6 separate regions of the Mus musculus genome follow, and all the other regions are linked to region 1. The links are chromatin loops, found by intact Hi-C in ENCODE. Cell type or tissue: gastrocnemius. All regions are shown on one strand.

Evidence for each region. Hi-C counts contacts between places; a loop is a spot of excess contacts. Peaks named below come from ENCODE experiments on the same cell type or tissue, not always from the same donor. Only the 100,000 strongest peaks of a DNase experiment are listed, where the experiment ranks them.
Region 2: a loop joins it to region 1, with 4 times the contacts of the local background. A loop is called at or near these places in 17 of 42 quality-filtered maps.
Region 3: it touches region 1 in a loop (4-fold over the local background); 13 of 42 quality-filtered maps call a loop at or near these places.
Region 4: it touches region 1 in a loop (2.6-fold over the local background); 2 of 42 quality-filtered maps call a loop at or near these places.
Region 5: it touches region 1 in a loop (4-fold over the local background); 21 of 42 quality-filtered maps call a loop at or near these places.
Region 6: it touches region 1 in a loop (5-fold over the local background); 2 of 42 quality-filtered maps call a loop at or near these places.

What each region holds. Positions count from the first base shown.
Region 1 is chr15:36,607,307-36,612,306 of GRCm38, reverse strand. It overlaps Pabpc1 (poly(A) binding protein, cytoplasmic 1), which reads left to right and starts at 3,334. Exons shown (of 15, transcript NM_008774.3): 1 at 3,334-3,993. The coding sequence starts at 3,801. In gastrocnemius, a CTCF peak has its summit at 2,750; DNase peaks (open chromatin) are centred at 3,196, 3,696, 3,883, 4,218 and 3 more places; H3K4me3 peaks cover 2,809 bases; H3K27ac peaks cover 3,034 bases.
Region 2 is chr15:36,789,016-36,794,015 of GRCm38, reverse strand. Ywhaz (tyrosine 3-monooxygenase/tryptophan 5-monooxygenase activation protein, zeta polypeptide) reads left to right here. Exons shown (of 7, transcript NM_011740.3): 2 at 341-537; 3 at 3,028-3,332. The coding sequence starts at 3,039. Among named protein-coding and RNA genes, the nearest start is that of Ywhaz, 3.0 kb to the left of the region's middle. In gastrocnemius, no CTCF peak of the experiment used is centred here; DNase peaks (open chromatin) are centred at 293, 1,403 and 2,208; H3K4me3 peaks cover 4,840 bases; H3K27ac peaks cover 3,046 bases.
Region 3 is chr15:37,002,936-37,007,935 of GRCm38, reverse strand. Zfp706 (zinc finger protein 706) reads left to right here and starts at 534. Exons shown (of 4, transcript NM_026521.4): 1 at 534-808; 2 at 4,114-4,250. The coding sequence starts at 4,116. It overlaps LOC115488529, which reads right to left and starts at 2,230. Exons shown (of 2, transcript XM_030248876.1): 1 at 2,226-2,230; 2 at 1-1,080. The coding sequence starts at 2,230. The coding sequence ends at 132. In gastrocnemius, a CTCF peak has its summit at 1,956 (motif pointing left); DNase peaks (open chromatin) are centred at 490 and 1,373; H3K4me3 peaks cover 3,841 bases; H3K27ac peaks cover 5,000 bases.
Region 4 is chr15:36,684,900-36,689,899 of GRCm38, reverse strand. Gm46515 (a long non-coding RNA gene) reads left to right here. Exons shown (of 3, transcript XR_001781660.1): 2 at 3,100-3,181. Among named protein-coding and RNA genes, the nearest start is that of Gm46515, 8.4 kb to the left of the region's middle. In gastrocnemius, no CTCF peak of the experiment used is centred here; no DNase peak of the experiment used is centred here.
Region 5 is chr15:36,778,428-36,783,427 of GRCm38, reverse strand. The region is part of intron 3 of Ywhaz (tyrosine 3-monooxygenase/tryptophan 5-monooxygenase activation protein, zeta polypeptide); the gene reads left to right. Among named protein-coding and RNA genes, the nearest start is that of Ywhaz, 14 kb to the left of the region's middle. In gastrocnemius, CTCF peaks have their summits at 314 and 2,296 (motif pointing right); a DNase peak (open chromatin) is centred at 2,302; H3K4me3 peaks cover 4,017 bases; H3K27ac peaks cover 4,413 bases.
Region 6 is chr15:36,934,971-36,939,970 of GRCm38, reverse strand. Gm34590 (a long non-coding RNA gene) reads right to left here and starts at 1,976. Exons shown (of 8, transcript XR_875167.3): 1 at 953-1,976; 2 at 1-360. In gastrocnemius, no CTCF peak of the experiment used is centred here; DNase peaks (open chromatin) are centred at 198, 1,168, 1,601 and 1,981; H3K4me3 peaks cover 1,477 bases; H3K27ac peaks cover 2,104 bases.

The DNA.
Region 1 (5,000 bases):
TGTTAAAAAAGATACTAAACTATGTGGAACCAGCTGGTTAGAAGTGAAAGATAAGTGATCAGAAGCCTCAGCCTACCAAACCACTCAGATAAGCAACAGTTGCCATCATCCATAGATAAAAACAAAGCTCTCGATTGAGGTCCAAATCCTTCCTACTTTCAATGGTGTGGATTCCAATTCCCTTGTGTCTCTCCTAGCTATCTTTCTCAAGGAAGTCTCTGCTTCTAGATTTCTTTGCACAATTATCCCTCCTTAGAATAGGACACTGGCATCCACTTCCTGTCAATAACTGCAGTGGCTTAGGAGTCCTAATTATTAGCTCTTTTTCCAAAGAACTAATGTTCAGCCAGGTGTGGTTGTGTATGACTTTAATTCCAGCACTCTGGAGCAGAGGCAGGCTGATGTCTTTGAGTTTGAAGCCAGTCTGGTCTAGTGAAGTCCAGCACAGGCAGGGCTACATAGACACATCTTGTCTTTAAAATATATATATTAATGTGGAAAGAAAGACTATTGTAGAATGCTTCTTCTCTCCACCATCCAGAGCATCCATTTCCTGTACCAAGTTATCCTGAAAGCTGAATTATTAATTGGACTTAACCGTTTGGAAGTGTGTACAAAATAGATCCGCAGCTAAAACATGTGTAACAGTTCTTTCTGGAGGAAAATGAAGGTAAGACCTGGGAGCTATAGAACACTCAGCCCTCATTTAAGTTAGTGCTTGCTAAATGCTTGCTCTCTGACAAAGTAGACCATTTCCCCCTACTTCTGCCCTTTACAATCATGTCTTCATGGGGTCCATTAGAAGACATATGCTAGAGACATATGCTCAGTGGGTAGCAGCACTTGCTCTCCCAAAGAACCCGAGTTTGATTTCCAGGACCCACACTAGGCAGCTCACACCCAACTCTATCTCCAGCTCCAGATCTGATACCCTCGTCTCACCTCTGTGAGCATCATTCATGTGTGGCATACACTCACAAACACACACTTTTTATTTTTAAAGGTAATCTTTTCTTTCAAGAGGATATGTAAAAAACAGTAGGTAAAGGTAGTGATTGTACCTGGTTTTAACTTTTGCTGCCATCTTTGCATATTACAACGGTCTTATGTTCATGTCCTTGGAATGTGTGCTCAGAGGAATATTGCAGGAGTTGGTTCTTACCTCCCATCATGTTGGGCCTGGGGAATCCAACTCAGGTTAGGCAGGGCAATAAACACCTTCACTGAGTTATACTGACAGCTTTCTCAAAGGCCTCTTCCGTTTTCATTTCGTTTTATATTGCTCTTTGCCTAGGAGCTTAAGTACTAAAATGATGTTGTTTTCTTTTAAACACTAACAATGGAATTTTCACTTTCATATTTTGAAGAAAAATTTTAGAATAGATTCTAATAGTAATATCCCACCTGATAAAGTGCTGGGATTCGATATTCACTACACCTTCAGGTTTATATTTATGGTGACCAGAAAAACCATTATTAACGTCCTGAGGATAAGAACTTTGCTTCGTTATCTTTACTTTAGGGTACCCAGCACACGATGGACATTCAATGACTATACTAATGGATTGATTTTAAACTACTTTCCTAGTAGACTGAACGGTGGTGTTTTGATGAATTATTGTTTTAACTAGAGCCTTATTTGAGTAAACAGATTTAGATTACATAGCATAATGTGTCTTCCTAAAGAACAGCCTTAAGCCGGGCAGTGGTGGTGCACCCCTTTAATCCTAGCAATTGGGAGGCAGAGGCAGGCGGATTTCTGAGTTCGGGCCAGCTTGGTCTACAGAGTGAGTTCCAGGACAGCCAGAGCTCCAGAGAAATCTTGTCCCGAAAAAACAAAAAAACAAACAAACAAACAAACAAAGAACAGCCTTAAATGATACTCATGTGTTAAGCATACAACATATTTTTCAAAACTGTTATCTTCCATCAATATGGGTGGGGAGGTGAAGATGGGGGAGAGGGGACAGCATCTGTGTAAGAGTCTCCGGACTTAAATTCTAACTGAGAAGAGTTATAACTAATTTACACTAGGCAATAGGCTAGGCTAACGATCATTGAAGAGCTGAGCAGTCATTTAACTTCTGACACCATTAACGGTAAAAATAGTACTATTTGCTTCACTTCCCACACATCATTGTCAAAGGATGTTTATAGAGGACTTCAAAAACTGTAAAACCTACTAAAGTGGAGTTTTTGGGTTGATGTAATGTCATTTCTACGAGTTGATATATTTGTGCCTATCAATCATTTATATTAATCCCCAAACCCTGGCATCCAAGAGCTAGATTAGGGTGGCCCTGACCTCAGAGATCTGCAAACCCCTCCTGCCTTTCCAAAGCTGGGTTAAAGGCGTGGGCACCACGCCTGGTGAAGTGGGTTAAAAGCGTGGCCAACCACGCCTAGTTAAGCAGGCTATCCAGGTTTGTTTGGGTAAGAGTGACAGATACCGAGTAATTATGAGAAACGCATACTTTAAAGGAAAAAAAATTTTTTTTTCGAGTCCTTTTTACCACTGTAAAAAATGTAGGAAGTGGCTAAGTGATTCCAACAGAACATCTTAAGCGCCAGACTCCCAACTGCCTTTATCCCATCCCCTCCCCTCCCCCTCGTCGGGGCCGCGGACCCGTGCTGGGTCACGCCCGGGACGGTTGGGGTCCGGTTGAGGTCAGCCAGCCCGCGGCCGTTGAGAACTCCAGCTCCCGGCAGGCACCGCTTCCGCGGCCCACGCGCGTGGCGGCGCTGCCCGCTGGGACTCGTAGTGCGGTCCGGGTAGGAGAACGAGGCAGTTACCCTGCCTCCTTCCGCGCACACCTAGGAAACCCGGCCGGCAAGGCTCACGCCCGCCCACCCGTTTCCAGCGCCGCTCGGGGGTGGGGGGCTAGCGAAGCAGAACCTCAGCCGGGGCGGAGGGAAGAGGCCGCCACTAGACGCGCACGTGGGGGGCGGTTGGCGCCCAGAAACCCGGAAGCCCCGCGCGCTGCCCACCCGCTGCGCTGACGGGTTAACGCTCTTTCGGGCGGGGGCGGGGCGTGTGCGCAAGGGGCGTGACCAGCGGCCGCGCCGAGGCCGCCCACTGGCCGTCCCGCCCTTTCCTGGCTTTGCGCAGCGGGAAGTCGGCCCCTGGCTGTGGCGCCTGCGCAGAAGCCCCGCCCCGCCTCGGGCCCAACCCCCACGCCCGCAGCAGCGGCAGCCGCCGCCACCTCTCCCTTCCTCTGCGCTTTCCTCCGCCTCCTCCGGCGCCGTCGCTCGCGTAGGGCCCTGGCGTCAGACGCGCGTGGGCGGGGCGAGTGCGGCGGGGGGTATAAGTAGAGGGTGCAGGAGGCGGTGCTTCCCCTTCTCCCCGGCGGTTAGTGCTGAGAGTGCGGAGTGTGTGCTCCGGGCTCGGAACACACATTTATTATTAAAAAATCCAAAAAAAATCTAAAAAATCCTTTGAAAAAACCCAAAAAAAATTTACAAAAAAATCCGCGTCTCCCCCGCCGGAGACTTTTATTTTTTTTCTTCCTCTTTTATAAAATAACCCGGTGAAGCAGCCGAGACCGACCCGCCCGCCCGCGGCCCCGCAGCTCCAAGCAGGAACCCAGAGACCGAGGCCTTCCTGCCGCCCGGACCCAGCACCGCCAGCCTCGCTCCCCCGGTTCCACGGCCGTTGAGTACGCGTCGATTCCGGTTGAATTTTGTCCCTCTGCGCTCGCCCCCGCTCCCCTCCCCCCGGCTCCGTCCCCCGGCCCCGCACTCGCTCTCCTCCTCTCACGGGAAAGGTCGCGGCCTGCGGCCCCGCGGGCAGCCGTGCCGAGATGAACCCCAGCGCCCCCAGCTACCCCATGGCCTCTCTGTACGTGGGGGACCTGCACCCCGACGTGACCGAGGCGATGCTCTACGAGAAGTTCAGCCCGGCCGGGCCCATCCTCTCCATCCGGGTCTGCAGGGACATGATCACCCGCCGCTCCTTGGGCTACGCGTACGTGAACTTCCAGCAGCCGGCGGACGGTGAGCGGCAGGCCGGAGGGTGGCGGGCGGGCGGCCATGCGGCCGGGGCGGCGGGCCTAGCGGGGCGGGCGAGGGGGCGGGAGGGCACGGCGCCGCAGCCCCTCGCGGGCCGGCACTTCCTCCTCTGCGACCATTTTCTCGCCATCGGTCGCTCTCAAACTTTAGGGCGATGACGCGCCCGGAGGGTGGTTGAGATAGCCTTCACCGCGCTCCCGCCACAAGCTGTGGGATTCGGGGGTTTCGAGTACCCTCCTGGAGCGGCGGGTGGAGGTACCCCTCCATCCCCTGCCCTGGCCCGGCAGTCAGGCCGGGGAGGAAGTACGATTCAGTGTTGGGAAATACCACGTGTTGAACCCTGTAACCTCACAGGCCCGAGGCCTGTTCCTGCCGGTGGCTCAATCGCTGGGAGGAGCCCTAGGCTTTAGAAGAAAGTTAAATAGGGTGATGCCTGGTGGTGGTGGTCCTTAGGGTCGTAAGCTCGTTCCTAATAGCACATCTCTGACCTGTGGACCAGGAAAGGCACCTTATACCATATATAATTGCTTGGGGTTTTCCCTAGATGAAGTATTCTTTAACCATGCCGTGGAGGAGGGGATGTGGAAGACTCTAGGGCACCAGACTCCTTGGCTCATTTTCAAACAAATTAGATCTTAAGTTTAATAGAAGTCGTTATTTAATGTATACATATGTATATTTTTTCTAAAATAGCACCTGTGGTTATGAATTTTAAACATGTTGACCAGTTTTGGTCCTAAATATTAGGGTAACCTGGATCAAATTATGCTGAGTTAATAGCATCCAACTAATGAAAGCTTCTTTGATTTTTCTTTCGTAAAGTGGTTTGGAATATCCATGAATCTTGGGCAATAATTAAGAAGTAACACATTGAGTTTGTTTTAAGTTTGACAATTCACTGAAACAGAAATCTAAGAATCAGATAAGATCTATGGCCTGATATCGTTGGGTTTTTAAATCTAGATGACTCTGATTTAGAAGTCAGCTCTGGG
Region 2 (5,000 bases), 180 kb before region 1:
AACCCGCCCACCGCCATTACCGGCGCAGAGAGAGGGCGGCCGAGCGGGAAGGGGGTGGGGGGGAACGCGAAGGTCCCGGATGTGCCCGCCAGTGAGGTGGGGGCGGGGAGAGGCTTCCTTCCGCGGGCCGCAGGGGCGGGGAGGGAGGGCAGCTCGCGGGGGCGGCGGGGAGCGAACCGAGCACGCGGGTGAAGGCAGGGTCGGGAGCGGAGCGGAGCGCGAGTACGCGCTCTCCTCCGCTCGCCCTCGGGCACGGGCGGGCCGGCCGGGCGCGCGCAGGGGAGCGGCGGTTGCGCCGGGCCGGAGAACTGTGGGCACCAATCAACGGTTGCCATAGCAGCGTTTGACGTCATCGTGCGTGTGGTGCCCCTGCTGCCGGGGCTAGTGATTGGAGGAAACCCCGTGTCTGCGGAGCGGCTGTAGCCTGTGAGCAGCCAGATCAGGGACAGAGTCTCAGCCTCGCCGCCACCGCTGCTGCCGCCGCCGCCCAGAGACCGCCGAGCCGCGTCCGTGTGCCGCCACCCACTCCGGACACAGGTGAGGAGCCGCCCGAGTCGGCCTCCGGTCCCTTCAGCCCGCCGCCGCGCTGCGGCCCGAGAGGGGTCTTCTCAGGAGGACCCGGGCGGCGGCTCGGCTCTGCCGGGCCCGGGCAGGCGCCCACCGCCGCCCCCGGCCGCTTGCTTCTGGCCTGCCGGGCTGCTCATCGCCCCGTTCTGGTCCCCGGGGTGGGGGTGGCGGATGAGGCGCCCACGCGCGAGACCCAGGGGCTCCCGCTCCCGAGGGCGACCGCGATCCGCCCCCGCCGGCACCCTGCTTCCGCCCGCGACTGTGACTCGGCCGTGGCGCAGGTGAGGCCGCCCCCACCCGGGGCGCCCCCGCCACCCCCTCCCCCACGGCGGGGGGCAGCCAGGTAGCACGCGGGGCTCTGGGGTGGGGCCCGCCAGGGACCCTGGGCTGGGCTCGCTGGGGCCCGCAATGCCAGAAAGGACTCTCGGGACGCGCGGTGGGGGAGGGGCGCGGCCAGAGCTAGGCGTGGGGGTACCGGGGCACGGGGTCCCCAGCGTCCTGGGCTGGTGGGAGGTTCGCATCTTTCCAGGAGCTGCGGCCCCAGGATGGGGGCTGCGCCTGTCTGGGTGGGGCCCTGCCCCTCCCCCTACCGCAGCTGTCGGGACATCGGGGCTTGGGTCGGACACCGGCGGAGGGGACCCTGGGCGGGAGCGGGGTGTGTCCGGCGCGGGCCGGCCGCGGTTCCGCTTCTGCGGGCGCGGATGGCATCGGGCCCCCGGGGAGGGTGATCTGCTCCCCCTCCACCACCACCCTCCGACTGGGGCGGGTGCACGGACTGCTCCTCCCTCTGCCCGGGTGGGGGGGCGATTCACAGTCGGAGTAGGTTGGGCTCCTTGACACAGTTCCGCCATGACAAAGAGAGTCGGGGACTAGCGCGGAGGCACCAGCCTGGGCGGAGCCAAGGAGGGGAGGTGGCTGCGGATGGCGCGGACGCAAGGACTAGCGCTTTAAAGTCACCGCTGCGCGGTTTCGGTTCGCCCCACCCTCCGGCCTCAGGCAGCCAAGGGTTAAGTGGGTGCGGCGAGTATTCCCGCAGTCTGAAGGCGAGGCCCAGGAGCGCTCGTTTTCCTGTGAGAAACCTAATCCACTTCCCCTTATCCGGGAGGTTGGCGGGGGAACGTTTGTACTGACTTAGGCTTACATCATTTTTGGAAGCAACATTTACCAGTGACCGTTTCTAATGTTAGATTTCGAGACCCCGGGGGAAGTATGGGTTCACAAATTTTAAATAGTTAATGCACGGAAGGTACTGTGTCTCGAATTTAAGCTAGCCCTATCCGTGTTTCTGTTCTGGACACTGCTCATTTGGCTACCAAAAAGAGGTCCTTTCTGGAAAGGTAAAGGAAAGAATTTCCATGGTGGGCGGCAGTGACTCTTTATTCCTACACTTAGTGCATTCAGGTTGTGACTTTTCATTAAAGTGTATTTTGTGGGATCACTATATGATTTAGAATTTTGCTCTTGGAATTGTTGAAGAAATGAGAAGTAAATTGGAATCTAGGGAACTTTAAAATTGAGCGAAAGAAAACTGGGGAAATATGAGGAAGACCAGCTTGAGGAGTTGTGACTGCTAGAAATCCTGCCGTGACTCCAGACTGCAGCAGGCAGCAGACATCGGAAGCGCTTGGCTCCCTCCATGTGCTGTGGACGCCCTAGTGCTCACTCAGAGTAGGAAGTGAGTGTGCCTGTGTGCTAGGCGAGAGTTCATAGGACGCTGTTTAGACACAGATTGGTCTTGGGCTTAGTGATTCCTGGTGGTATTGTGTTTAAGATAGTTTAAGCAGCAATTAGGCAGTTTTCTTCAGATAATTTTATACCATGATCAGCTGGCAAATGTTACAAGTGTAGTAGATCAGGGTGGGAGGGTGCTAAATAAAATAAAACTTAGTGGCTCTTTGATAAGAGTATATACATTAAAAAGCTAGAATATAATTACACTGACATGACTCACGATTCTGGAAGTATGCTTATAGGCATTGTAGGTCCCGGTCCCTAAACTGACCCGCACCCCCAATGCGCATTCCTGCATGCACACTAGAGGGAAAGTTGCTCAGGTGTACATCATTTAGTGTCGTTGGGATCTAGGGATCTTTGGCCAAGGAGAGTAGAGGTGGGTCTCTGGTTTTGTACCCCCTGCCCTGCAGCTTAAAGGTGGGTTTTTTTTTGTTTTGTTTGTTTGTTTTGGGTTTTTTTTTTTTAAGGAACTGGTGTCCATATATGCTTTGATCTTACTTGAAATTGGAATCTTCTGAACAGGTGGAACGCGCAGTTAATTTCACAACCTACTGTTAATATGCAGACTAGGCTAGTTTTCTGGTTGGTTGGGGTTGGGGGCTGCCTTTTAATTGCTCAAGCTGGTTTGAGGTACTGGTGTGCCTTATTTATTTATTTACTTATGACAGGTATGAGTATGTATTTTTCACAGGCGTTTTCTGAATGTTTTTCTTCTTCCCTTTACAGAATATCCAGTTATGGATAAAAATGAGCTGGTGCAGAAGGCCAAGCTGGCCGAGCAGGCAGAGCGATATGATGACATGGCAGCCTGCATGAAGTCTGTCACTGAGCAGGGAGCTGAGCTGTCGAATGAGGAGAGAAACCTTCTCTCTGTTGCTTATAAAAACGTTGTAGGAGCCCGTAGGTCATCGTGGAGGGTCGTCTCAAGTATTGAGCAGAAGACGGAAGGTGCTGAGAAAAAGCAGCAGATGGCTCGAGAATACAGAGAGAAGATCGAGACGGAGCTGCGTGACATCTGCAACGATGTACTGGTAAGAAAGAGTCTGTGAATCTGCCTCAGCTTCACGGGCGCCTTCACAGGGCCTCTGGTGCATTTTAGAAATTGGCTGTTACATAGATTAGAACTTGTCATCTAAAAGGTGCTATGGAACAATTGTAGAACGTTTCTGTAAAGTAATGAAAAACATTACTTGATGGTTTGTGTTTCTGTAGCACTAGAGCTGATACTCATAAATATATGTGGTATGGACTGTCTAGAGCCAGTTCCTGTCTGGATTAGCCGGTATAATAGAATGAGTCCTGGAGAAAACTGGATTGCAGTTGCTTGTGTGGATTTATTTGTTGTAAGTCAACTTTGAATGTTAACAACCAATGAAATAATCTCAATCTCGGCTTTCCAGGTTTTACAAGTGCTTAAGTATTTGGCACCTACTGTGTTGAAATACTTTGCTTCTAGGAGCTAAAGAGATTAAACAGTACATTTGTGTGGATTTCCTATTTTAAAAAATAATACGTTTTTTGTTTGTTTGCTTTTGTTTTGTTTTTTTTTTTTTTTTTACTAAGAAAATTTTGAGGGTAAAATCTAATAGAAGACTAATCAATTATTTTTCTAAGGCAGAATCTGTTTTACAGCCCAGACTAGGCTTAAACCTCACGTTGTTGGCTCTGCTGTCTTGGTCTCCCAAATGCTTAAAAGTCACTATGTCTTGCAAATTAGAATTCCTTTAAGACTATTTTTATTGATAGAAAAGTTTTCTAAATTGTACTTTTTTTGTTCTTCAAGGTGTTTTCAAGCTTTTTAAAGATTTAACCCATTTTAAGATAAAAACAACTGAGATCACAGCCTACTTAAAAAGCTTTTGCTTTGGGTACATTTTTATTTGTTTCTTTATATAATAGATTGTATGACTGCCATTTTTCCAAGGTTGAAAATTGCTATATTGAAGGTAAATCATATACCTATTTTAAAATTATGTAACTAAGAACATTTAAAATTGGATAGGTATCCACTTCATAATAATAATGTTTTAGGTATGTTTCTGCTTTTCTTGCTTAATCTGTTTATCACTAGATTTTATTCAGCCTAATAGGTTTTGTGGAGTTTTTTTTTTTTTTTTTCCTCCTAAGTACTGGTTTATATTTTGGTTTTGAAGGGTATAGTTAACAGATTGTACTTTCTCCTAAGAGGTAAAAGGGACATGCTAACCTCTTAGGCTCTTGCTGCAGCTCCAGGTAGGTGTTTGCATGTTTTCCATGGGCAGGCTATAGAGAAGTTCTCAAATTCTTGTGGCTTTTCCCAAGGAAAGACCAGGTGGTTTCTACTGTCTCCTTGGTTTCCTTATGAAGAAAACTGAAGTTATCTCTAAATAGCCTCTATTAAGGGTATGAAGGGGTTCTGGTCATTTCCTGCCTGCATGAGTGTGTCTCCATCAGGATGGTTCCAGCTTTTCACAAGGTCTGAGTCAGGGGTTCCCCTTGAAAGCTTAATTTCTTTCCCACACATGTGACTTAGAGAATTGTGAACAGGTTTTTGCCTCTAGTCTTGATCTTTTCAAAAGTACAGCTCTGGTTTATTACATATTAATGCTCAGATACCATTGAAAGGTTTCTTGAGAAAGAGGGCTATAGAATTAGGTCAGCAGTCCTGCTGGCATTCCAAGGCTTTGTTTTGCTTTTCAGCTTGAGAAGGCTCAGTAAAT
Region 3 (5,000 bases), 400 kb before region 1:
CCAAGCGAGCACGTTAGGATTTAGCCGATTTTTCAGGCTCAAGTCTCCATCTATGTGAAAGTCCCTAGTAAGTCAAAATACCCTGAGCACGGAACCAGTGAGGGAACAATGGCAGCGAGTCTGGCAGGGGGTCATGGCCGAGCGGCGGCCACGCGGGGCCCCGGACGCGACTCCCCCGCCGCTCCGGCTAGCGCCTTACAGGGCTCCCGGCTGGCCAGGGAAAAACGAGGGCGGCGGGGCAAAGGCCAGGCCGGGTGAGTGAAACACGAAAGAGTGACTGCTGAGCCACTCGGCCGACAGCCGCCCGTAGACCGGAGGTCACACACCGCAAGGGCAGGGGGACACGCTGAGACGACACCGAGAGAGCGGGCGGGAAGCAGAGGGGCGGGCGAGGGCCCCGCAGTTCCCGTCTTAGGCCCCGCCCCCGCGCGCTTATGTAACAGGGGAGAGCTGCCATTGGCCTGCAGACCGGAAGGACGCGGGCATGCTAGAGGGGCGGGGCAAAGCCGCCGCAGGAAGGTGAGGGGCGGGACCGCGCGGGCAAGCAGGCGGCGCTGAGGCGACTGGGAGTGCGGCGCGGCGTGCGCGGGCACGAGCGACGGGCCTGCCTCGGGCTCAGGCGCGGCGGGCGCGCGCTGCGGCGGGTGTGCGAGGCGCGGGCTGTTGTGCTCCCGGCTCTGCTCGGTCCTTCCTCTGCGGGTGGCGGAGGCCCCAAGCGGTGCGGGGCTCGACCCTTCCTTCCCTACTCGTCCTGCCCAGCTCTTCTCGCGCTGCGCGGTCTCTCGGACGCCAGACCGGCCCGGCCCGGGTAAGCGGCGCCGCAGGACGCGGGAGCCGGGGCGGGAGGCACGCGGCGGCGGGAGGCCGGGGCGGGCGTCGGACTCCCGGCGGAGCGGGCGCGGGGCTGAGGGCCGCCGAGGCCTCGGGCGGGCCGGGCTGCAACCGTGGGGTTGAGTCTGCCCACGAATGGCTGTTGAGAGCTGGGATCGTGCCGCGGAGCCGACCTGGGCCCCTTGCTCTGGCTGGTTGCAGAGTGTGAGCCCATTTCCTGGCTCCCCGGCCTCAGAGTAAGTTGTTTCTCTTTAAGCGGCCCCTTAGGGCCTCCTTCTCAAGAGTCCTGGTATTCCAAGAACTCTTCCTGGTTCGTAGCTCATTTGCAGCCTCCTGGGAAAGCTAAAACTTTTATTAAAAATCAGCTGGTAACTGTTTGCAAACGATTTATTGCCTTTCAGTTTGTCCCACTTAATCAGGGAGCGATTTATACGTAAGATTTTGTCAAAAACTCGATGAGCTGGTCAAGAGCAAATTGTAAGTTGAACTGTCCGAAAGCAGGTGGTTGGATCGTTTGCACTTCTGCTTTCAGAAAGGAAATCTGTGCTGTCAGAAGTTAGGGGCCTGCCCCGCTCAGCTAGCCTGTTAGAACAGATCTCCTTTGCCTAGTGTTACATTTTGTGTTTATTGAAGCGTTTGCCTTTTTGTAACCGTTGGTGGTGGTAAAGAAAATGGGTTAAATCTTAGGTGTTCTGTTGTGTTTTAGGAGAAGCCCTAAACGCAAAAGTTAAAAAATAGTTTTTGCTTATCTGATGGCATTGTTTTTACAGCACGCTTCATGAAAAGGTTATCAAAGTAGCTGCTTTAATTTCTAGATGGCAAGGAAAGTTCTGGAATTACTGATGTGAGGTTCTGTAACTTAAGCATAAAACCCTTAAGATCTGTTCACCAAGTAATTCACATACATAAGCCATGCTTTATGGAAGAGTTAAGATGTTTTAGACAATCAGAATGATCTAGTAAAGATCTGATACTAAGACAGGGGGACATTAAGAGTGTTTTCAGGACTGGAGAGATGGCTCAGCGGTTACGAGCACTGTCTTCTCTTCCAGAGGTCCTGAGTTCCATTCCCAGCAACCACATGGTGACTCACAACCATCTATAATGGGATCTGATGCCCTCTTCTGGTGTGTCTGAAGACAGCGACAGTGTACCCATATATATTAATTTTTTTTTTTAAGGAATGTTTTCAAAGCATTGGTGTTCATGTATTGAAGACCCACCATCAAAATGTACTTTTAAATATGCCATTGGAACATGGTGAAGTGACACAGGCCTTAAAATCCCAGCCCTTAGGAGGCAGAGGCAGGCAGATCTCTGTGAGTTCCAGGCCAGCCAGAGATATGTAGTGAGACAACCCCCCAATATACTATTGAAACTTAGAGAATTGATACGGCATTGGTTTAAAAACACAAAAATGAAATATAATTTTCATGACAAACAGTTTATATTTGCCTTGGGTGGGAATCGAGTTCATATATTAGGCTGGCATATTAAACATTCTCATGGTTGGTGAAAGACTGGATGGACTTCCAGTTTGCTACGTAATACTAGTGGGAATGTGTCCAGTACGTGTGTGTTTGTTTAGTTTCCATTGTGGTGGGGGATGATGAGGAGAGCTTGATTGTCACTGAAACACTTTTGACTTTATATCCAGTAGCTAAAGAGAATTGCAGTCAGAAAAGGCCAACCCTCTTCATAGTACGGTCCCTTGTACATTCATGTCTTTTAGTAATTTCAAAGTTTAAAATGTAATTACAGTGCTAGTCAAAGTGGCATTGGACCTCATTTTAATGTGCTTCAAAGCACTACTCTGGTAGATGCTGGGTGAACAGGTTTAATTTGTGCTGTCTAACCAGAAGTCTGGTTTTAACAGGAAAATAATTCTTTTAAGTGACAATTGTTTTAACTCATTTTTGTTTACTCCAGGCCATTAGTAGTGAAGAATAGAAAGAACCTTTCAGCTTTGTAAAAGGTACCCTCACACCAGGGTTCTAATTTGTCTTTACAATGTGTGCGGCTGGGCCAGTGAGGTGGCTCAGCTGGTGAAGGCGCTTTCTGTCAAGCCCGAGGGTCTGAGTTAGATCCCCAGAACACAAGTTGTAGAAGAACACACTCACAAATGCTCTGTGGAGTATGTGTATCTGCGTGCACACAAATAAGTGTAGGCGTTTGTGTTTCTGTGCAGGAAAGTTTTCTTAAGGAAAACTCTGGATAGTACAATAGTTTAATGAAACTTCAGTACTAAAAGGAGTTGCTGTGTCCCTACATCTCTTTTCTAGGATTAGATGACAGCACTTATTTTAAAATGTGCAAATTGTAAGTCTCAGTAGTGGATGCTAGCAGGGAGAAACTACCTTTGTAATCAAATGACAAAGGAAGACTAAACTTTGGACTATCAAACTTTTGAAGGTTACATGTAAAGTAAAAGGAAGTAAAACCATAACTATATATACATATGCAGTAGGCATGGGAGTCTGTTGAGGGAGATGTGGTCTTGCTCTGTGGACCAGGTTGGCCAGGCCATGTGGTCTTCCTCCCTCTGCTTCCTTCCCAACTGCTCAGGCTGTGTGTTGATCTTTATTATTATTAAACAAACGCCTTTATAATCATTACCTGGTTTAAGATAAAGAATATTGTCAGCACCCTCGGAATGCTGCTTCTGTCACCGCCTCCCGTTCACTCCATAAATAGCACAGTGACCTCCTTAGCTGTGGATTTGCCTGTTTTGAACTTTATACAGGAAAGGCTTCTTTCCTTGACATAGAGATACAAACTTTATAGAAATAATTTATTCTGTTTGTTTTTGAGACTGGGTGTCTTTTTGTAGATCTGGCTGATCTGGAACTATACGTAGAATGGGCTAACCTCAGACACTCAGAGATCTGTCTGCCTCTGCCTGCTCAGTCCTGGGGTTAAAGGCACGTGCCACCACGTCTGGCTAGAAATGCCTTTTTTTTTTTTTTCTAATGCTGCCTGGCATTCCACTGTGTTATCTGTTTTTACCAATGATATTTGAACTGTCTGGTTTTAGAACAGGTTCTGTAAACATCCTTTTATACATTGATGTACATACATTTGATACTGTTGAGCATGCATTGTGAGGAATATACTCATTTGTCATCTAGCGGCATTGTGTGTGAGTTTGAGAATCCATTCACGCCACTTCCTGACCATGTCTGAAATTTACATGGTCAACTCTTATTGACTCATATTACTATGCTTAAATTGCTCTGTAGTAGAATGAAGAAGTCACTCTGGTGCCTAATCTTTTGTTTTTAGATATGGCTCGTGGACAGCAGAAGATTCAGTCTCAGCAGAAAAATGCCAAAAAGCAGGCTGGACAAAAGAAGAAACAAGGACATGACCAAAAGGCTGCTGCCAAAGCTGCCTTAATATATACCTGCACCGTCTGTAGGGTAAGGAGCCCAAGATGGCGCTTTCCTGTAGCTAGTTCTTACCCTGTAAAATGGAGAGGTTAAAGTTTCCCTACAACAAAATGGATGCCTTATTTGAACTAGTAGATGTGAGAGTGGTTTTTTTCCTAGGATATTATCTACAGTCACCCATTCAAGAAACATTTTTCCTTGGCCATGCACATTTCTCTTAACTGCTAGCTGGGAAAATGTAGGTAAAACAGTATCCTGCCCTTTGTAGAATAAAGGTGTCCTTGTGGAGTTTATAATCAATTCACTTTGGTTGCATTCTTAGTGTGGCTAAGGCTAAACCTTGTACAGGGCTGCCAAAAGTAACAGTGCCTGTATAATAGTTTTTTAACTCCATCTCCAGCAGATGCAGTGTGGACATATATGATACCACATATATTCACATTGAGAGCTCTTAGTAGAATTAACAAGTTTAAAGAGTTGTTTGGGAGTGTTTGCCATGTGTGAGTATCAAGGCAGGTGTGTTACCTGTAGTCACATGTTTAATCCACACAGCAACCACTGAGTTGTGCTGCTTCCTTCTCGATGTGCAGATGTACATGTTAAAAGTGACAAGCATAAGGTGTGCAGGTGATTCAGCAAGTAAGAGATAGGACCTGGGTCTAGGCAGTCTAGCTTTAAAGGATAGCCTCTGTGTGAGTTCACCACCCTTGAGGGTAAGGAAGTGCCAGAGGAAAAAACAGGGTTGGTCTGGTGTATAGATAGTCTTTTTAAGCCCTGTAC
Region 4 (5,000 bases), 78 kb before region 1:
TGAGTCATACAGTTACGGTCTTCTTTAAGATTTATTTTATTTTTAATTGACATGTGCTCATTCTTAAATGATGCTTTCTTTCTTTCTTTCTTTTTTTTTTTTTTTTTTTTTTTTTTGGCTTTTCGAGACAGGGTTTCTTTGTATAGCTCTGGCTGTCCTGGAACTCACTTTGTAGACCAGGCTGGCCTCAAACTCAGAAATCCACCTCCCTCTGCCTCCCGAGTGCTAGGATTAAAGGTGTGTGCCACCACGACCAGCTCAAATGATGCTTTCAACATGTTTATTTTTACTTCTTTTTCAGTTGCCATCTCTGTAATCTGACCCTTGCTTGCTCTGCTCTACCTTTCAAAAGTTCTTCCTTTTCAAGTACTCCTCCCTTTTCAAATGCTCCTCCCATTTGAAGTGCTCCTCCCTTTTCAAATGCTCCTCCCTTTTCACATGCTTCTTCCTTTTCAAATGTTCTGGCTTTTGTTTGACAGGGGTCTGAGAAGTTGGATCGTTGTGTCTTGGTATAGCTGTGTATAAACATTTTTCCTAAATGTTCAGTTACCTACAGATAACTGAGGAGTCCTTTTATTTGCTTGTAAATGTGACTTTTCTAGGTCATAGCCATCCTCTCTGCCTTGTATTTGATGCCATCTTTTAGTATATCAGAGAAAACAACTCCAGCTTAGGCTTGAGCTCAGGGAACTCTGGAAGGACACACAATGCTGGTATTATTTGCCACATCAAACGGTGTTCTTTATTCACTAACCCCTGGGCACGTTTACAAATATTTTTAAAGAATGCATTCATCGCTTACTATCTACACCAGAGAGATGGAAACCAAGCTTACTTTCTCTCTCACTTGTCTTTTAAAAGCATATTCATCCCGGTTGCCATTCAAACCGTGGAGAGAAATAAAAGCCAGTTGGTAACAGAAGCAGTTGTTTTAGACTGGGACGTAGTGATGAATCGGAATCCTTCTGTTTTCTCATTTGCGGAGCATCTGCGCTTTACCCTTATCCGTGTAAACCCCTAAGGACTTTGAGGGCTAAGTCTGATGGAGGGAGCAGTGGTATTTCCAGTTCTCCAGTTAGAAGAGGGCAGGGCAGAGGGAGAGCTCCAAGGAGAGAACTGGGGGCCACTTGGGAAGATAAAGGAACACAGTCACCGAAGCTGGCCATCATGACAGTGGCTAACACCAAGGCAGGTAAAATACAGGGCCAGGTCACAAACTGGGCAGGAGATGGGAGGGAAGTGGGGCGTGGTGGGGCGTGGCACCTGGGTGTTCCGGAGTAGTCATCTTGTTAAGCTTCTCTACAGAGAAATGAGCTCCTTCGTTCTGGGGAAACACCTGAAACCTGGGAGCAAAGTTTACACAATAGGAAGTTGTTAATGAACGGAGCCTTTCCAGGAAGTGCGTGAGGTGGAGCTTAACCCCCGGGAGAGAAGCTCGGTCGGTCGGTCGATGCTGTGACTCAGCCTCTGGCTTCATCAAGCTTCCGCCTCACCTGTCACGAGGGGGGAGGGGAGGTGGCGTTGTTTTGTAAACTTCCCAGAAATCCTTTATGGAGACATTCTTCAAAAGGGCCAAGAAGTCTAATTAGCCCTCAGCTATTAGACGCAGGGCTGCTCTAGATAGGGTATGGGGTAGAGTGTGATGACATCTGTCCACTTACCTCAGTAAACGAGACAGATAAGGTGTGGTGGCTCCATCTTTTCTGTCAACTTGACTATAGAGAGACTCTGCTAGGAGACATAAGGCTGGATGTTTCTGTGACACTGTTTCCACAGAGGTTTAACTGAGGTGGGTGGCAGCACCCCCTGAGGCAGGGCTGACTAACAGGAAAGGGGAAAGCCAGGTGAGCAGCACCCTCCCTCCCTCCTCCCTGCTTCCTGACTGGATGCAGTCTGCCAAGCCACCTTGCATCCCTGCGCCATGATGGACAGACTCTATTCCTCAAGCTGTGAGCCAGAATGAGCCCTCTCTTGCTTAAGCTGCTTTGTCAGGTAGAAAGGATTCAAAGCATACTAATAAATCTTTGGAGGAGATGCCGTTGAGGAAACAGGATTAACTTCTGAAGGGCCTCTGCACATCTCAGGAGCCCCTCATCTCTTTGTGCTGAGGGCTAGTTTCTCAAGGCGACAATCCAGCACTTCCCAGCTGATCCATGAGAGGTGAAGCAGGTGCTCTGTACAAATGTGACCTGCCTGTGACAGGGGGTGCCTAGGAGTGCGCCCAGTGATCTGGGGGAATGTGCCAAAATACACTTCTTACTGAAGGGGTATGGGCTCGGATGTACTCCAGTGTGTAGACACATTCTTGCCACATTTCAGTTTTCCTTAAAGAAGACAAACATGGACTGTTGTGGGCATACATGTTTGTAACCCTAGACTTGGAAATCTGAGGTGAGAGAGTTACCATGAGTTTGATGACAGTCAGAGCTACATAGCAAAACCTTGCTAAAACAAATGAAATTAAATTTAAACAACACAGTATAAGCGTGTGTGTGCACCCCACACACACACACGCCCCACTCCCTCCCCACACACGTGTAAGTCCCAGCTTAGGCAGGCATGGACGTGTAAGTGATACAATAAGAAGTGGTGCAGAATCCTCTTGAAATGGGAGTCTTGGTTGGACCCAAGAACAGACAATAGAGTGAATAATCAATCAAATAACCCTAATAAGGGCTAGGTGTGTGACTCAGTGTTAATGTGGTTGCCTAGCGTTGGTGCAGAACTGATTTTGATTCCCAGCAACACAAAGAAAGAAAAAAGAAAAGAAAAGATGGGAAATATGGGTCAGTAGGTTTCTGGAATCAACATAGTGAAAGGAGAGAACTGACTCCTGCATGGTCTTTTCTGACCTCTATACACATGATGTGGTATGTAAGCACCCATGTGCATGCACGCACACACACACACACACACACACACACACACACTATACATACATACATATAATACATACACGTACATATACATACATACATACATACATACATACCTATTACATATTTTTAAGAAGAGAAGAACTAAAGCCAAGTTGTCACTAGAACATAAATTAGAGCTGGCTAATAGTGCAACATTTCAACTTGTTCTCCACCATGACAGCTTTTGCTCTTTTGTGGACTGTTGGAGATGCCACAACAGAGACCCGATGTCCCTCTGAGCTTGGCGTGTCCTTTGTAGTATGGTAAGTACAAAAAGGAAGATGAGAACCTCCACACAATATTTCAGAATCTCTCAAACGCTATGACATGAAGAAATTAGACTTCTCAGTTTCTTCTTCTCCCCATTGTCCAGATGCTCCCAGGTAATTCGCAGCTCTGCTCCCACACCCTCAGCTTTGCACCCCTCTTACTATCGTCCTTTGTACCCCTTCCTGAATTTGCCAGAGGCTCACAGGCCTCATGTACCCCAGGATAGCCGTGAATGCAATTGTAAGCTTACTTTAAACACTAGTGTGTGTGTGTGTGTGTGTGTGTGTGTGTGAGAGAGAGAGATCTTTCTTGCAACTCAGCTGCGTGATCCTCTATTGTGAACTCTGTAGATGATATTGATGTTATAATGACAAAAGATTGACTCATCTTGTGTATTGATGCCCACGCTCATATATGAATGAATAGGGGATATACCAGTTCTTCCTTAGGAGGAAAGATGCAAGGAGAGTTTGTGTTTAAGTTTTTACTGTGTTTTAATTGACTTAAGATGGGGCCTCCATGCTGTGCTGCAGGGCGTGTGAGGAAGAGGTCAGAGAACAACTTGTGGGAATCTCTCCTAGCACTGTGAGGGTCCTGAGGATAGAGCTCAGGCCGCCAAGCTTGGGAGCAGTACCCTTACACACTGAACTATCTCACAGTCCCAAGTTTAATTTAAACTTACTTTTTGAATAACAGCCAGAGTGCTGTTATTAATCCAGCTCAAATGTGGTGAACACTATTTAGGCCTTAATAAAGGGTGCTGGGTGCTCCTTTCCTCGGGAAGCTGAGTTTTGGGGCATGCTAATGTTTCTAACACATTTAACCTCCCCAGTATACTATAAGGCGGGTGGAACTATTCCTATTTTACAGATGAAAAAACTGAGGTTTAGAGAATTAAGTACAAGAGGGTCCAAGAGTAATTGCACAGCAGGAGCCAGATACAGGCCAGCACATCCCTGCGACTTTTCTTGCTCTGTAGTAAGTATTCACAAAATTAGTGAAGACAACGTTACTGGCTTCAGTACCCATTGCTGGCTACAGTGCCCATAGGTACCTACAGTGGTGGGTCTTGGTTTTTGTTGTTGTTGTTCCCTGTAGTCTTAGGTGTGACAACTCAGAGATCCAGGCGTGTGTCACCAGACCCACCCACCAGGATCTCATGAAGCCAAAATTAAGATGTTAAGTTAGGTATGGTTGCTCACACTTGTAACCCCTTGTAATCCTGAGCCGGTAGGATCACTGTCCCTTTGAGGCCAGCCTAGGCTACATCATAATACTGTCTTTAAAAGAAAAAGTCAGCAGGACTCTAATTTTACATGAGGCATTAGGTTTTCTTGGCCGAATTCAATGCTGAGTCCCAGGCTTTGGGAAGCCATCACAGCCATGTGTCTGTGTGCTATATGACCATGTCTGTGACACGTAGACTGCTTTTCATGGGCAACAGGAGACCATATCAGATGCTTCAACCCCTCTTCTCAAGGAAACGCCCATTTTCTTCTTGAAGGGATCATCTGATTGGGCCAGACCACCCAGGGTAATCTCCTTTGGGTTAACTCAGTATCAACCTTAACTCATCAGTAAACCTATTTTTGCTTCATCTTGGCTGTATTATGTGACCTATTGATGGGAGTAAATTCCCTGTATGTTTGAACATCCTGCCTACATTCAAGGGACAGACATTTCACCATAGGACAAGGGCGCAGGGGATCATTCCAAAATTCTACCTACCTCACAAGTGCCAGCACCCACCTGACCCTGTGATTCACCCTAACGTTAGTTATAGCCTAGACAGACAGACAGTCACACGCATCC
Region 5 (5,000 bases), 170 kb before region 1:
CAGATGAGGATATTGGATTTCCTGGGACTCCAGTTGTGAGCTACCATGTGGGCCGTGGGGGACAAGTCAGGTTCTCTGTAAAAACAAGTGCTCTGAGCCATCTCTCTCTAGCCATGAAAAGAGTTTTTTAGTGCTGTGGCTAGCTGGTCATTGACTTGGGCTTGATCTTTTCTCAACAGTTAAGAGCCACTCACTGGCTAATCTTCAAGAGGACTCAGGTAATGAAACTCAAGTACATTACTGTCATCTACATGGTAGCTCAGAACTCTCTGTAATTCCAGACCTAGAGGATCTGACACCTTTTCTTGGTCTCTGCTGGCACCAAGTGTACATGTGTACAACATGTAGGCAGGCAGAATATCTGTATGCAAAATAAATTTAAAGCTAATAAGAATCGTAGCTCAGTTTAAAGTGACATGCTTGGATCCCAGTCAACCCAGAGGCCAGTTGTTTTGGCAGAATAAACAACTTTAGTTACAGTTAAGGATTCACATACTTGGAACCATGCTCTTTTTCCGTAATGGCTCTCCTTCCAGTTGTCCTTAGCTCTCATCTGAGAGCATTATCATCAGACTCTTTAATCATATCACAAAGATAATGATATGCCCCACAGAGGACATTTCTGTGTGGATTTTTATGGTAAGGAGTGAAAGTTAGGATAGTTGCGCAGACTTAACGGCCCTATAGTTAATATTTATTGAGTGACTGCCCATTATTTTGTAAACCCTGTGTCATAGAAAAGAAGATATAAAAATCTTCTGCTTCTAAGTCTCAACTAGAGAGGAAAATGACTTGTACACAAATAGAAGTAAGGCAGGGGAAGCTGCTTCAACATTTTTTTAAAGATTTGATGGGGGAAGAGCTGGGAATTTACAGACTAATGTGTGCAGGTTATAAACACTGTTAAAGTGTTGGGTTGAGGATGCGGCTCATTTGATGAAAGAAATGCACTTGGGTACCACCCTCAGCCCCAGCATAAAGGGCATAGTAGCTGTAATCCTGGCATGGACCTCTGTGGGTGATGGCTGAAGGGCCAGAAGTTGGACAGCCTGTGTCTTGGAGCTAGTTTCAAGGCTAGAGCCTGGGACAAAGAGACTGTCAAGCATCAATCAAACAAACAAAGGTCATATGTTAGGTGCCGTGTTCCTGTAATCCCAGCACCCCAAGCAGGAAATAACAAATTTGAGGTCAGTTTGAGCTATATGTGGTAAAACCTTGGCTCTGAAAATGAAACTGTAAAAAGAAACTGAAGACAAACATTTAAAATGGTGCTGGAGAGATGACTCAGTTGATAAAACACGTGCTATGTAAGCAGGAAGACCCAAATTCAGATCCCCAGCTCCTACTGGACTGTAGACCTCTCCTGGGGTGGAAGAGTCAGACAGATTCCTGAAGGTCACTGGCCAAGCCACCCAACTCAGCTGGGGTCCAGGTCTGTTGACAGACCCTGTTACAGAAAGAAGGAAAGAAAGGAAGAAAGAGGTGGAAGACACCTCAAGTTGACCCCTGTTCTGTCCGCGCACACAGCTTTATGATGAAGTAAGTGCTTGGTAATGGGACCTTGTTTTATGAGGCCCATGGTTATGCTGTTTGCAAAAGGGACCTTGCAGAGGAGGGTGTCAGAATACTTTATCAAGAACTGCTTGGTGAGTTGGTGTCTGGTTTTACCTATATTGATTAGTAGTAAAGGTTTGCCTTATAGTTAGTTGGTTAGTTATTTTGAGGCAGGCTCTCATTCTGTAGCCCAGGCTGTTCTTAAATAGAAATCCTGCTTTAGTGCAAAGCCACCACAGGGTTGTTTAGCAGTAGTTCCTCCCAGTTCTGTTTTTTCCCAGTGTTTACCCTGGGCCCAGTGACCCTGAATAGATGATCATGGTAACTTCCATTCAGAGGTCGTCTCTGTGTCTCCCTCCACCACCAACTGGTCAGAAACACCTAAATGCATTCCATCAAGCATTCAATTTTGTAAAGATGCTTTGCTTATTAAATTTTTGGCATAAACTCCTTTTTGTGGTATTTTAGGGTGCTGCCCAAGGAACTACTCTATCAGCGCCCTTGTTGGTTGACATGTAGTGACGGTCTGCTATGTGCTTATTGTTGGGAATGCATTGGAGTTAGTCACCCTCTGTCACCTTCTTCATTTCCTCATGTCAGATCTTTAAAGGTAGCAGCTGTCCATGAGACCTCACACACAACATTCAGTGTTGCCATAGGAAGCATTGTTAACATGTTTTATGAACACTTTACTAAATGGTTAGTTTGGAGCAACTGAGGTTACAGTTTGTAAGCACTCACCCCTTCAGCCACAAGGGGGAGTAAAAGACTTAAAACTCAGAAACAGTGGATAGGTTAAATTCATAGCTTAGCTTTCTAGTTAAGATTTTAAGAGAACTAGAAATGATGGTAAATCCTGTAGGGTAAAGTGCTGGGGAAAGTTTGCGTGGGAAGACTTGCACAAGAAATGTTAACCATGTTTTTGTAAAGTAGATTGCCTCTTTGGGGGTATTTAGTACTAAATGATGTGATGGCACAGAGGCAGAGGCTCGGTCAGGTTTGGAGGCTCACTCTCACTCTGAGTCACATTAAAGTTCAGCTGCGTTTTCAAATTTTAGTTTATTAGTTTTAGGGATCATTTTAGTGTGTTTTTTATTTGTGTGTGTATGTATTGATTAAAGTCTTTGAAGTCCTGCTCCTCCTGCCTCTACCTCGCAAGTGTTGGCACTTCCATATCCAGCTTTTTGTGTTTTGAAATAGGGTATAATTCATACCAAAGCTTGGGCTGGCCTCAGACTTGAGCAGTCTTCCTCCCAAGTGCTAGGGTTATAGGCACAAGCACCAACCCCAGCTTAGGACTTGTTCTTGCTAATGTGTTTCCTTCATGACCATTGATGGCAGTTCTTGCAGTAAGTGTAGGAAGTGAGAACTGTCCTCCCAAATCTTACGTTTACAGGTGCATCATTGCTTCTGTGCTGTCTCTGAAATTTTGAAATACAGAAATAAACTGATGTAGGAAGAAAGTGAAGCAAGCTCTTACAGTCTTTAGAAGCTCTTGATACTTTAAGGGTTTCTCTTTAAACAAATATTTTAACTCTGTGCGCGTGCGTGCACGCAGTCGTGCACCTAAACCACAGGACACTTTGCAGGAGTCAGTTTTCCTTCAGTGGAGGTCTGAAACATTGAGATCATGCCACCAGTCTTGGCATGAGGCCTTTAGCCAGCGAGACATCTTACCTGCTTGCGCGCTCTCTCTTTCTTTCTTTCTCTCTCTCTTCCTTCCTTCCTTCCTTCCTTTCCCCAAATGTGTGTCTGTTCATCACATGCATGCCTGGTACCCTTAGAGGCCAAAGGATCCCCTGGGGACTGGCGGTCCTGATGGTTGGGAGCCTTGGTTATCTGGAAGCGCAGCCAGCGTTCTTAACCAATGAGCCATCTCTCCAACCTCAATTTTTATGATTTAACCAGGAGTCTAACAAAATTGTTCCCTTAAAGGTTTTACCTAAATATAATGTTGACCCATTGTATTTATTAGATGGTTCCGGAATTCTATTCCCCTGCACAGCTGACTTACTGTCTGTTAGCTGGGCAACTTTTCCGGCAGCTTTTTATGGTCTTGGTGTTCCTTTCCTGGCACACGGTTTGCTTGCATTTGTAATTCTTTGTCACATGACTTCAGGCTCTCTTTGGGGCAGAGGTTCAGGTGTGGTGTCACATTACAGTGAGCAAGCCATGCTTGGGAAGTGTGCTTTGTCCTGCTACAGCACCAGCACTGCAGTCTGTTGGTACAGTAAAGGGCTTTGACGGGAAAAACCTGACTGATGGCCATTGTCTCAAAATCGGCCCACAGGAGGCCTGAGAATACCCAGGTCTCATCAAACAAAACCTTTAAAAGTATCCACTTTTTTTTTTTTAAAGGGTAAACTATAAATTACTTTGTTAAAAGTTGTGTGATCTATATGGGCTGGAGAGATGACTCAGCCAGTAAGAGCACTGACTGCTTCCAAGGTCCTGAGTTCAAAACCCAGCAACCACATGGTGACTCATAACCACCTGTAATGAGATCTGATGCCCTTTTCTGGGGTATCTGAAGACAGCTACAGTGTACTTACATATGATAAATAAATATTTTTTTTAAAATTGTATGATCTAAAATGTCTTTGCTCTAAAAGGGGGGGCAGGGGAGGAAATGTGCTCTCAAATTTCTAGGAAATCTGAGGATTCATGATTGATTGGGGATACTTTTCCTGGGATAAAATGGAAAGCAAACCTTGAAATTAACGTAGTGAAACAAGATACTTGTGCTACCTCGATGACCAGTTTCTCACTGGTCTTTGTTGACCTTTGGTCTAGAGAGTGATTTCCTCTGTCTCATGCAAGTGTAGACAGCCTGCTATGTGGCTGCAGCTTGGGAATGCTTGTGCTTGCTCTGACACCTCTGTGTCCTCCAAAGTGAGCACTTGGGGTGTCAGAGACACAGAATATTTTTTTTTCTCTTAGGAAAATATTCATTATCTGATAGAATCAGCCTCAGTTTATATTGTATCTTAATTGTTTAAAAATTAAATAGTGAGCTTTGTTTATTTTTGTATTTGAGAGATGGGTCTTTAAGGTACTAAGATAATAAAAATTTTTCTACTGAAGCTTGTTGTAAAATTCTTGTTTTTAAAGTAGGCTGTTGAAGAATTCATTCATTGTAATTCAGTCAGAATTTAATATTTGAGTGTCTTAGAAGCAGGCAACATGATGGGTTTTGGGTAGTGGTGTTTAGCTTATAAAATTTAAACCCATGAGACCCTACTACTCTACCTTATAGTAGGGTGGAGGCATGATCACTTGAGCCTATGAGTTCAGTTTACACCTGGGCAGTGTTGAGGTTGTAGCTTAAAGAACAAAACTGACTGCGTGAAAGTTAAAAGGTGTAAAATTGTTTTAATAATTGTACCTACTCTAAGAAAACAAAGGACAAACTAAGCCTTCCATTTTCTCTATCTTCCAGTAACACT
Region 6 (5,000 bases), 330 kb before region 1:
TCATGAACATACCTGGTTGGGTAGCTCTTCCTCAGGCCATGTGAGCGCGTAAACCAGGTATTCAGGTCTGAGAAGTCCAAGTTAAACCGCACAGACAGGGCCTCAAGCTGGCAATGATTTTGACGAGTAACAAGGACACCCCCCAGGGAAGTCAGCCACGGAGCTGAGGCTTACTGCATTGTCTTATGCTTCCTCAACACAGTCCTGAGATAGCCCAGGGAGCAACTCCATTTTACAGACGGAGCAACCCAGGCGTTTAGAGAATAAATCCCATTGCCCAGTGTCACACGATCACCAAAAGTGAAGATTCAGGTGGTCAGTCAGGCCTTTGGCCATGTTTGCAAGCACTGTACCATTGAGCTGCATGGTGAGAAACCATTTTGTTTTGGAGGATAAAACAAGACTGAAGCATGATGCTCCACGCCCCCCCCCCCCACACCCAGTCCCCCTCTCCTAGCTCTATTCCCTTTCCCCGTATCTATATCAGGATTAGCTATGCAGTTCTGCAGACCCCTCCTCAGGCCTCTGAACCAAGGCTTGCATTTAAACACACCCCAAGGGCGTGCACCTTTGGTTATTTCACACTCTGGCCCAAGCAACACTCACCACCTAGGGAACTTTACTCAAGGCCAGGGTCACACACCGCTGAGTGGGCTGGGTCGGTGGGACTGGGTGCAGACTGGTATCTGGTATTTATTTATTTGTTTGTTTGTTTATTTATTTATTTTATTTTATTTTATTTTATTGTGCTGCCGCCGCCAGGAGAATGTCGCGGGGTTCAACCTTTGAGGTCTATTGAGCAAAAGCAAGGTGGTGGTGGCAGTGCTGAACAGTGATGTCACTGCGGCAGAGCCAAAACCTAGATAGGAGCGTGCAAACAGCATCACAGAGGATGCCATGGTGACAGGCTAGCGACAGTGCAAGACCGTTTCGAGGGGACTCCTGGGCGTACCTGACGTTGCGATGGCAACAAAGTAGCGCGGACGTCCTTTCCCAGTGCCTGGCGCCTAGTTCGCGCGCGCACGCGCGCACGCACGGGAGCGGCGGATGGGGCGAGGACAGGGACGGGGGTGGGGTAGGGGAAAATGCAGCAGTATGCGCAGGCTCAGAGGTGTGGGAGCCACGGGGCGGCGGCCGGTGGGGCGGGGTGACTCAGTGCGCGGAGGCGGTGCGGGGGCGGCGAGCGACCGGGAGCCAACCGCAGCCGCCGCGGGCCCAGCCTGCCTGGCAACAGTCTGGGCCTCCCTCCCCTCCACCCCTACCCACGAGGAGAGGGTGGGGGTGCTGGGCGGCCTGCAGGTGCGGCGTGATGGCACGGCTTTGTCCCCGCACGGCATGGAGCAGTGCGCCGCCCGCCAGAGCTGAGTCACTGCCGGGTGTGTGGCCAGATGGCCCCACCCGCATGGATGCAGCCCTTGGCCCAGCCGGGCCTGGTTGTGGAAATGGACGGGTTAGGGACAGGGCTTAGGGGTGGCTTCTGTGAAGCGCCCCAGGGGAGGGAGAGGTCCAGTTACCCCCGGCTAGCATGGGTTAGAAAGCCCAGTAGCCACCGCAACCCCTTAGAGGGGCTGGAGGCAAAGCTCAGACAGACCCGGAGCAGCGGGGGCCCAGGAAGGTGCCTCCTTGCCTGAGAGATTGGTACAGCCCCAGTGGCTGGCCTAGTGCCACGTGGAGGATGTGAAAGAAATGTAGAGCCCACTACCCTGTTAAGTAAAAGTGGGGACACCTGCATTTTAACAAATATCCCAGCTCTTTTCACACTGGCAGCTCGTGCAGTGCACTTTGAACATGACCCGTGTTTAGAAGATGGGCCATGGAGGTTGCCTAGAGAAACATAACTAGGGTCAGCAGTTAGGGTAGAATCGGTCAGCAGCCCCCCAGATGTGTGCTTATGCGCACAACCCAGTGTGCTGCTCTACAGTAATTCCATGAAAGAGTAAACCCTACTCTGAACTTTTAGTTTTGAGAGGCAGGGCTTGACCTCGAGGGATTCCTGCCTCAACTCTACAGGCTGCCTCAAGTTCCCCACCCACTTCTGGGTTCTTCTGTGGTAATGAACACCACCTGCAACCAGCAGCAGCCACTGGCACTTTGGTGCCTTTTGTTGTTTTTCTGGTTTGCTACGGTGTGTGGTTATTGAACATTGAGCCTACTAGACACTAAGACACATGAAGTCCTGACCTCTGTTACTTCTAGATGTCAGCTCAAGCCGAGTTTTGTTGTTGTTGTTGTTGTTTACATAATCTCCAGTTGAAAGGTCTGCTAGTCTATCAAAGGAGGACAGAGAAAAAAATTCACTGAAAATTAGGCTTAAGGCAAATTTAACCCTTCGCTTGGCAAATGTCATCTAATCCCCGTTAAGAGCCCATAGTGGAGAAACACTCTGAATAAAGACAAGTTACATTTTGAGCAATTTGAAGTGTGGACACAGATATATCTGGGGGCAGATGGCTTTGATTTAAATCTCAGCAATGCCACTTTGTAGTCACATGACCTTGGGCTAACTTGTGGCATCCAGTTTTCCCTTACTGAAGTGCGTTGACGACATGTCACATGCTGCCTGAAGAGATTTACAAGGTTTGCCGTGTAGCCACCACTTTACAGAGGAAAGCACAGCTCAGGAGCTGCTACAGATGCCCCATTTGCAGTTGAGCCCTATTGCCTGCCAGCCCTGCCCTGGGCGTCCTCTTGCCTCATGACATGGCCATCAGGCAATAGCCACGAGTGTGGTCAAGTATGACTAGCGTGTGTGTCTCTGTGTAGTTAGTAACTGTGTGCACCATGAATCAGCACAAACAGGGTCCTGGAGTTAAGTCAGCTAATTCATACTATCACTTCCTGAGATAGGAATTAGTGTCTTCATCTTCATCTCTCCGGGAAGGAAGCAGGAGCACGGAGACTCCGAGAAGCATCTGAGAAGCCTGCATTCTCAGGCCTTGGTACCTAACCACTGCATTGTGTGGTTGATATCAGGTAAGCATGTGGGTTACATAGCAAGTGAGAGGTGAGGGAGTTCACCTCTCACTTGACCCATCAGACAGCAAGGCTGGGATTTTCAACTTTCGTCAGCACCCTGCTTCTATGTACGAAGCTCCCTTCTAGCCCCTGAAAATTGGTGTCAACATGAGATTGTTTAGAGGGGCTTTGCAAAGCTTTGGGTTCAAGCAAGCATCCAATCCAAGATTGACACAAAGTCAGCCTTCAGGGAAGGCATTTTGGGATTCAGAGACTGTGAATATGTCTCTCAAGCCCAGGGCTTACAAATGCTTCCAGGACGCAGGGGAGTGGTGGTTTGCAGACTCCATCATTGACGTCAGCCCCCACAGACTGCCCCCACTCTGGACCACAGTCCACATACTAACTGTTCCTCTCAGCTCCTCTCTGGTCTCCTGTCTCCACTCATCTTCAAGGTCAAACTACAAGTTCTCTTCTGCACCACCTCCCTCTAGTGTACTGGTTCTCAACCTATGGATTTCGACCCCCTTGGGGGTCCTTTCACGGGGGTCACCTAAGACCTTGGAAAACACAGATGTCTATTTACATTATGAGTCATAACAGTAAAAATTACAGTTATGAAGTAGCAACAAAAATGATTTTATGGTTGGGGAGGCACTGTATTACAGGGTCTCAGAGTCAGGACAGGAGAACCCCTTGCTTGGCTAGAGCATCATTCTCGTGATTGGGGCTGAATGTCTGCGGTGAGAACATCAAACTGTGAGGTGTAAGGACGGCAAGGTATCTTCTTGTCTCTCTAGTTTATTGTAACCACCTTTAAGACTTGGCCAGGCATGTCCCACCTTTGGACACTGTGTTACATTGAAGGTGTCACAACGTTCATACTCTAGAAAAACAAAAACCAAAAAACAATAAAACACCAAAAACCTCCCAGAAATGGCTTAATGTTTACAGTGGAAACAGTTTTGTGTCGAGCCATATTCACAGCCCTTCTTGGCCGCAGGTTCGACACACCTACACCCTTAACCCTTTTGCCTGGGGTGGATTACATGTTCAGTCCCCCAGATTCATGCATTGAAGCTTGGTTGGTTTAAGTATGCACCCCAAAAGTGTGTATGAAGCAATCTTCAAGGCAACAGCATTAAAGACTTGCTGTTGAGTGGGGCCCAGAACTCAGCCGTCATTAATGGGTTAATGCCCATGGTAAAAAGTGTTGAGGCTGTGAATTTGAGCTCTTTTACCTTCTGCCATAGGATGGTGCAGTGGCTGCCTTAGGGTGGTGCGGGCTGACTGCGTGCAGTTCTCAACCTTGGACTTCCCATCCTCTAGAGCAATGTTTTCCTAGTGCTTCAGCCCTTTAATAAGGTTTTTTGTGCTGTGGTGAGTGAACCACATAAAATCATTTTGTTGCTAATTCGTAACTGTAACTTTGCTACTGTTATGACTCATAATCTGAGATGCAGGATATATGCTATGCGACCCCTGTGAAAGGGCCATTTGACCCCACCACCACCACTAAGGGGTCACAACCCACAGGTTGGGAACAACTGCTCCAGCACTGTAAGAAAGAAATGCCTGTTCTTAATACATCACTGAGTCAGCGGTATTGCTATTACAGCAGTGCAAAAGGGCTCAAGGCAGAGCCTCAATCCCCATGTGATCTCTGGTATTTCAAGTGGGCTGGGGGGAGGGGGAGGGGGGAGGGGGGAGGGGGGAGAATCTTGAGGGAGGAACCACTGTGATGGGAGTAGAGCACTTATAAAAAGAGACCGCTTGGGAGGCAGAGGCAGACGAATTTCTGAGTTTGAGTCCAGCCTGGTCTACAGAGTGAGTTCCAGGACAGCCAGGGCTACACAGAGAAACTCTGTCTCGGGGAGGGGGGGGGGCTGGGGGTGCACAGGTACACAGTACCCCCCCCCGCCCCAGCCCTCCTCCTCCTTCCTTCCCCTTTTCTTGTGTGAGGACACAGAGAAGAGGTAGCCATCTGTAACCCCAGGTTCTGTGAGAGCCTCCTCTAGACACCCTGTGGCATTGTAGCCTTAGGT